2 separate regions of the Homo sapiens genome follow, and region 1 is linked to region 2. A link is a loop called in an ENCODE intact Hi-C map of the cell type or tissue named here. Cell type or tissue: Calu3. All regions are shown on one strand.

Region 1 (4,000 bases), 190 kb after region 2:
GTATCAAAGCTTTAGCAGTAACAAATGGTCAATTTTTTTCTCACTCTTTCCTTCCTTCTCAGGTCCTGCCCAGGTCCTCAAGACTCTAATTTGCTACTACTCAGCAGCTTGACTTGAGGGTAGCTATCTCTGATGATCTAATTCTTAAGATGGAAATGAGTTAACACAGCTCTTAGTGGGTCCCATTTCAGTTAAAACAACAAAAAAGCAAGAAGGGATAAGTAATTATTTTGATATGAACAACAATGCTCTTTCTGATGTCAATGGTATAAATAAGACATGAATAAAATGAAAAACTATCATAAACCTATAACATCATAACTCTTAAAGAAGGCTTGTTTGACATCTTGGTCTTTGTCCATTTGATACACTTTGCCAAACTTCAAAGAGATTATCCATACTTAGAAAAATGGTAAGCTGAAAAATGGTCAATGCAGATAACAATCTGGTAGACTGGGTTTATAGCATAACAACAAGCAATTTTATCACTATGCTACCAACCAACTTAAGGATGAAGTCAAGGCACTATGATTTAACCTCTGGCCAAAAGATATTGCTGGGTCCATAGGAAGCAGATGAAGACACTTTGGTTCTAAAGCTGTTATAGTGTTATGATGACTAGAGAAGTTTACCATGAAGTGTTGCTCAATGATATCTGAAGTTAATAAAAATTGAAAATATTTGCAAATGAATTTCTATAATTTTTTATGATATAATTCAATTTTTAAATAATTTGCAATTGAGAAGATTACTGAATATACACAGTCCATCTTCTAGAACAAAAAAAAGAGAGACATGTTTCAAGGGAGGATTTAATCCACAGCAGTGTCTACAGCCTTAATTTCTGACAACATTTTGATCAAAAGTAATGTGACTAATGCACAACAGTTAGTACCTCAGTAAGTGACAAATACATTTGTAATGCTGGTATTCAATCCTCTGATGTCAGGTTCATTGAGGTTAATCATTTTTTTAATGATATCATAGTCACACCATCTGGTACCTCAATAAATAGTGTACATAACAATCAATGCTGCTCTCAAGTGGGGGCTCTAGTTGCAAAATGCTCTAGCTAAATTTCAGCCAATATTCTTTTTCTGGATAAAAACTTTAATACACTTTTCTTATTCTGAAAGTAATATATGTACATTATAGGAACTTCTGAAATCATGCTCAGTCATCCCTCAGTATCCATAGGGGATTGGTTCTAGGACCCCCTGCAGATGCTAAAATCCAACATGCTCAAATCCCTTACATAAAATGGTAAAGTACTTGTATATAACCTATGTACATCCTCCCATAGACTTTAAATATCTCTAGATTACTTATAACACATAATACAATGTAAATGCTATAAATAAATAGCAGTTATACTGTACTGTTTCAGAAATAATAACAAGGGGAAAAAAAAAGCCTGTATGTGTTCAGTATAGATGCTACCATCCTTTTCATTCCTTGAATATTTTCAATCTGCAGTTGGTTAAATCCATGGATGCAGAACCCACAGATATCAAGAGCCAACTGCATTTGCAAAGTAAAGAAATTAAAATCACCAGTAACCTCACCATCCAGAAATAATCAGTTAACATTTTGAGTCTACATATACATATATATATGTATGTATGTTCATATGTATATAGGAATAGATATTTCTCCAAAGATATACACATGGCCAATAAGCATATTAGTAATACAATAATAAGCATATATAATCTTTAAAAATATAAAAGTCTGTATGCTGTGCATTATGTAAATATACACATATAAAACTGTATCATACTTTTACTTTACATGATTTTCTTCACTTAGTAATTAGAGTATCATATGCTTCTATGATGTTATATTTACTGTTAGCTCACTCTTCGCAACTCTCAATTACAGCCTAGGGATAATATAATAAAAACTCCTGGGTCAACCTAGTAGAAGGCCCAGTCAGAAGGCCAATACAGTAAGAATGGTTTGAGGTAATAATGGGCTGTTAGAAGACAACAGAAGAAGGGACAAATCAAAGAAACACCTCAAAGGGGGAAAAAGACAATCAGAAATTTGATAACAGGTTGGACATAGCCCAGGAGTTCAAGATTATGCTGGGGAACATAGAGAAACCCTGTCTCTACAAAAACACTTAAAAATTAGCCAGGTGTGGCACTGCATGCCTGTGGTCCCAGCTACTAGGGGGCTGAGGTGGAAGGATTGCTTGAGCTGGGGAGGTAGAGATTGCAATGAGTCATGATTGTATCACTGCACTCCAGCCTGGGTGGCAGAGCGAGGAAAAAAAAAAAAAAAAGAACTTGGTAACAGATAAAGGGACCAAAAGGAAGAAAGAATCAAGAATAACACCAGGATGATTAGCCTGGGAGACCTCAACTTTCTTTAGTCTGGAATAATGACAAGAGAATAGAAGCCAGATCTATGAAATTATGTAAGGTCTGAATAGAATGAACATGAAATTACCTCACCAAATCCCAGGACCCTTCTAGAATGTGAGTCCTTGAAGACTGAAAGGTGTAATTTTAGTTCAGTTTTCACATTCTCAGTGGTAATACTAAGGAAAAAGCCAGGACAACTGAAACACTCAAAGGCCCTGAAAACCCTTAAAATAGAAAATTAAAAGTGAAATAGAAAAGAAACTGAATAGACAAAATTTCCATCCCTCCATTCAAGACTCTGAGTCAAGCTAGTCTCAAAAGATTTAAGTAAATTGGAATCTCTTCCTGGTCTTACAATTCAAGACTCCTCAGGGCAAAAGACTGATACCAACTTACTAGCTTGTAAAAATTCTCACATATCTTTTTTGTTTTTAGTTTTTTTCATTTGTCGGGTTGATTACTTGAAATACAATAAAGCTCCCTGAAGGACGTCACTGAATTTTTACTGTTTAAGGTTTTATTTATTTATTTGAGACAGTCACGCTCTGTTGCCCAGGCTGGAGTGCAGAGGCGCAATCTCGGCTCACTGCAACCTCCGCCTCCCCGGTTCAAGTGATTCTCGTGCATTAGCTTACTGAGTTACGTGGGATTACAGGTACATGCCACCACACCCGGCTAATTTTTGTATTTTTAGTAGAAACAGGGTTTCACCATCTTGGCCAGGCTGGTCTTGAATTCTTGGCCTCAAGTGATCTGCCCACCTCAGCCTCCCAAACTGCTGGGATTACAGGTGTGAGCCACTGCGCCTGGCCTGTTTATGGTTTTAAAGTGAGAGACTAACAGATGTATTTAGACTGATGCCTGCAGGCTCACCATGGGCAGGCTGGCAAAGGCCAGACATCTGGCTGCCGGATGGCTGGGGCTGAATCTGGGCTCCAACCCTTACCCTTGGAAGATTAACTTCTTATTTCTGCATCTCACTTTATTCATTTGTAAGTTGGGTATGATACTTAGCCTTACAGGGGTCACGTGAAAAATACTGAGTTTATATATAAAGTACTCAGACCAGTGGTGGTCTAGAGCTGGTTCCTATGGACTCATGAAAATCAACTGTGTACATCTCTTCCCAACTCCAGTCCAGTGGTAGCTTGACATCAGCCCTGGTGGGAGTGTTTACACTACAGAAATCAGCAAACTCTACAAACATGACTGTCCTTCCAAAGAGCTGGCTGTTAAACATTGGCCAGCATGCCATGACTTAAAACTGCCAATATGAACACATGACTATCAATAAATCCAGAATATAAGGCATTCTTTGAGACAATGGCAAGGACTCTTCAAAAAATACCATGGTAAAATAACAAAAAACGTGGCAGATAATTCTAGGTTCAAACAGACTAAAGAAGCATAATTACCAAATGCAACATGTAAAAGTTGATTAGGTCTTTCATTTTAAAATCTAAAGCCGGTGGCGGGGGGACATTGGGAAAATTCAAGAAATTCAAATATATTCATAAATTAATGTTAATTTTTTGGCCGGCACAGTGGCTCATGCCTGTAATCCCAGCACTTTGGGAGGCCGAGGAGGGCGCATCACAAGGTCAGGAGATTGAGATAATCTTGGCTAACAC
Region 2 (4,000 bases):
AGACATTAGCTCATGGATGACATTCTCACTGTTGAAAAACTGTGCAAAGGGCGCGGTGGCTCATGCCTGTAATCCCAGCACTTTGGGAGGCCAAGGCGGGCAGATCACCTGAGGTTAGGAGTTCAAGACCAGCCTGACCAACATGGAGAAATCCTGTCTCTACTAAAAATACAAAATTAGTCGGGGTGGTGGTGCATGCCTGTAATCCCAGCTACTCGAGAGGCTGAGGCAGGAGAATCGCTTGAACCCAGGTCGCGGAGGTTGCAGTGAGCCAAGATCGCACCATTGCACTCCAGCCTGGGCAACAAGAGCAAAACTCTGTCTCAAAAAAAAAAAAAAAAAAAAAAAAAAAAGAAGAAGAAGTATTATTGGCATCTGTGTAGGAAACTCTTATCCTTGATTCTAAATAAGAGTGCTTAGCCAGGCGCAGTGGCTCACGCCTGTAATCCCAGCACTTTGGGAGGCCGAGACGGGCGGATCACGAGGTCAGGAGATCGAGATCATCCTGGCTAACACGGTGAAACCCCGTCTCTACTAAAAATACAAAAAAAAATTAGCCGGGCGTGGTGGCGGGTGCCTGTAGTCCCAGCTACTTGGGAGGCTGAGGCAGGAGAATGGTGTGAACCCTGGAGGCGGAGCTTGCAGTGAGCCAAGATCGCGCCACTGCACTCCAGCGTGGGTGACAGAGTGAGACTCTGTCTCAAAAAAAAAAAAGAAAAAAGAAAAAAGAGTGCTGGCCAGTCGTGGTGGCTCACGCCTGTAAACCCAACACTTTGGGAGGCCAAGGGGGGCAGATCACAAGGTCAGGAGTTCGAGACCAGCCTGACCAACATGGTGAAACCCTGTCTCTACTAAAAAAAGAATGCAAAAGTTAGCCGGGTGTGGTGGTGCACACCTGTAATCCCAGGTACTCAGGAGGCTTACACAGGAGAATCACTTGAACCTGGGAGGCAGAGATTGCCGTGAGCTGAGATGGCGCCACTGCACTCCAGCCTGGGTGACAGAGCGAGACTCCAACTTAAAAAAAAAAAAAAAAAAAAAAAAAGAGTCCTGCACAGCTGGAGGAGCTGGGTAAATGGAAAGAAGATCTCAGTAAGAGGATCACCAATGATTTAATTGCCCCTTAGAGTGGGATCAAATCATGAAAACACTTTACACCATGATCATGGTTATGCAATTCATTTTGGCCAGGGAGAGTGGCTCATGCTGGTAATCTCAGCACTTTGGGAGGCCAAGGTAGGAGAATTGCTTGAGGCCAGGAGTTCAAGACGAGCCTGGGCAACACAGGGAGACCCCATCTCCAAAAAAAAATAAATAATTAGCTGGGTGTGGTGGCACACATTTGTAGTCCCAACTACTTGGGAGGCTGAGGAAGGAGGATCGCTAGAGCTCAGGAGTTCAAGGCTTCAGTAAGCTATGACTGCGCCACTTCACTCCAGCCCAGGTGACAGAGCAAGACTCCGTCTCAATTTTTAAAATTGATTCAAACTTCCTTCCCTTTAAGATTTAACATACTAGGACTTATTTAAAAGCCAATTCCATCTCCTTTATGTCTTCACAACTATTGTCTTAAGTTTTTTCCTTTATTATAACATGAAAGAAACAAAAAAGAGGGCTACCTTTATAATAGCACACATTATTAACAGAAACTCATTATGAACTCTTTCCAAGATAGTCCTTTTCAGAGCTATATCCAGTGCAATCTCCAGTGCCAAAAAAGTGCTATGCCAAAAAGGAAAAAAGTTCCTTATTTACAAGTGAAATAATACAATGTCTGGAACTTGCTTTAAAGTGGTCTAACAAAAAAAAAAATGTACACATGGAGACAGATAAAACAAGAATGGCAGAAAGATGAAGATGTTGAAGCTGGAGGATGAGTAGGTTGGCATTCCCTGAAATATTCTATTTTGTGTGTGTTAAAGTATTTTTGAAAGGGAAAGGAAAGGAAAATACTTTCTAAGTCATCCTAATAATGAAAATAAAAAGAGGAATATCAAAGAGAGTAATAAAAATGCTAGCTGGCAAATGTGCTGACCATTCACCATGTGCCAGGCCTATGCCAAGAGCTTGGCCTGTGAGCCTCACAACAACCTGATGGAGCAGGTACTATCCGGATCTCCATATTCCAGGCAGGGAGCCAGGCTTAGAAAGAGAAATTGCTCAAGATCATGTGTCTGGTAAGTAGCAGAGCCAAGACTGAATCCTATGCAGTTTAAATCCTGAACTGAACCATACACAACACCAGCACTTCACCTAGAAACTGATATTCTTACATTCTTAAAAGAAAGCAAATTCATATTAATATGAGTGGCCTCCTATTCCTATGAATCACTGACATTATCTCGTCATGACTTCTTTTGTGATCAGTTATAATGTTATCTACTGAGCCTTAGACCAAGTTATCACCTCCCTATTTCCACATTGCTAAATGCAGGAAACCTCCTAGCTTTTCAACAGTCCCTCTATTTGAAAGAACTGACCCCACTGTTTACATTAGTCACACAAATGGCATGGGCTTATAAATACAGTCCAGGAAATGAATCAGGCATGTCTAAATTAAATCAGACAATGACAAAATGAAACACTTCAGTACCCTGAAAATAATAAAAAGTACCACTCATATCCCTGCTGTTTCCATCACCACAGGTCTTCACAATGTCATACTGGTAAGTATCATAAGAGCTAAAAACAGATATTGTGACCTGAATTTTTTTTTAATTAAGCACTAAAGGATCAATAAATTTTATTTTATTTTTATTTATTTCTTTACCAAGAGATGTTATGTGTTTATTTATTTATTTTGCCCAGGCTGGAGTGTAATGGCGTGATCTCGACTAACTGCAACCTCCACCTCCCAGGTTCAAGTGATTCTCCTGCCTCAGCCTCCTGAGTAGCTGGGATTACAGGCATGCTCCACCACGCCTGGCTAATTTTGTATTTTTAGTACAGACAGGGTTTCGCCATGTTGGTCAGGCTGGTCTCTAACTCCTGACCTCAGGTGATCCACCTGCCTCGACCTCCCAAAGTGCTGGGATTATAGGCGTGAGCCACTACACCCGGCCAACAAATTTTATTTTTAAGGATTGCTTTTTTTACATCATTTTATCTTTATCTTCTCAGATCTTATGAGAATTAAAATTCTGATTAACTTATTTAATCTAAAGCTGTAAATTATTCTTATATAGGCCTCCCCAACTTTCTGTCTCATTTCTTGCTTTACAGTTTTTTAACAAAGAAAAGAAACACTGTAGTATATTAGTTAAATAAACACAGACCAACTCAAACTTGTTATTTTTTTCCTGCTTTCTCCCTAAAAGTATATTTGAAGCATTTTGTAGTCACTGTAATAAGTTTTAGGAAAAATGATTTGAATCCTTATTTTTCATTAAATCATTAGTTTTTCAAGTGCCAGTAAAAAAATAAAACTGTGAGTCCATGTGCTTTTTGCATCTCTGTTCCACCTACTGATGCCAATATTTTCTGCAACAACAACAACAACAACAAACCTGCTACTGTTTTTTTCTAAATATATACACAATTACATTTTTAACTCCTTGGGCAAAAATGCTAACATATTCCCTTTGGCGGAACCAAATTCATGTATTTATAACTTCTCAATCAGCTAAAATTTAAAAGTTGCACCAATAAAAATGTAATGGATAATTTTAGAATAATGGTTAGATTTTAGAATAAAGGCCAAATGTTATAAAATAATCAAACATTTATCACAGTGCTATGTTGATATTTAACAAATATCATTTCTAGTTTCATTTAAATATCAATAAAATTTTACTATTTACAGTCTTTGTTTAAGGTAAACTAATTTCAGAGAGGAATTTATATTGTGAGTAATTTAACAGAATCATTCCATATCCTTAGTCCTGAAAAATAAAGCTCCCCAAATTATAGATAGATGGGATTTATAACTCAGGTCTTGAAATGTTAATGTACAAATCAAAATCTGCAAACTCCAATATATAACCGCCTAACAAAGGTTTAA

Evidence for each region. Peaks named below come from ENCODE experiments on the same cell type or tissue, not always from the same donor. Only the 100,000 strongest peaks of a DNase experiment are listed, where the experiment ranks them.
Region 1: it touches region 2 in a loop (3-fold over the local background); 1 of 110 quality-filtered maps calls a loop at or near these places.

Annotation. Positions count from the first base shown.
Region 1 is chr5:80,779,766-80,783,765 of GRCh38, reverse strand. The region is part of intron 17 of MSH3 (mutS homolog 3); the gene reads right to left. Among named protein-coding and RNA genes, the nearest start is that of DHFR, 130 kb to the right of the region's middle. In Calu3, no CTCF peak of the experiment used is centred here; a DNase peak (open chromatin) is centred at 2,195.
Region 2 is chr5:80,966,169-80,970,168 of GRCh38, reverse strand. All of the region lies in intron 1 of RASGRF2 (Ras protein specific guanine nucleotide releasing factor 2), which reads right to left. Among named protein-coding and RNA genes, the nearest start is that of RASGRF2-AS1, 7.3 kb to the right of the region's middle. In Calu3, no CTCF peak of the experiment used is centred here; a DNase peak (open chromatin) is centred at 2,108.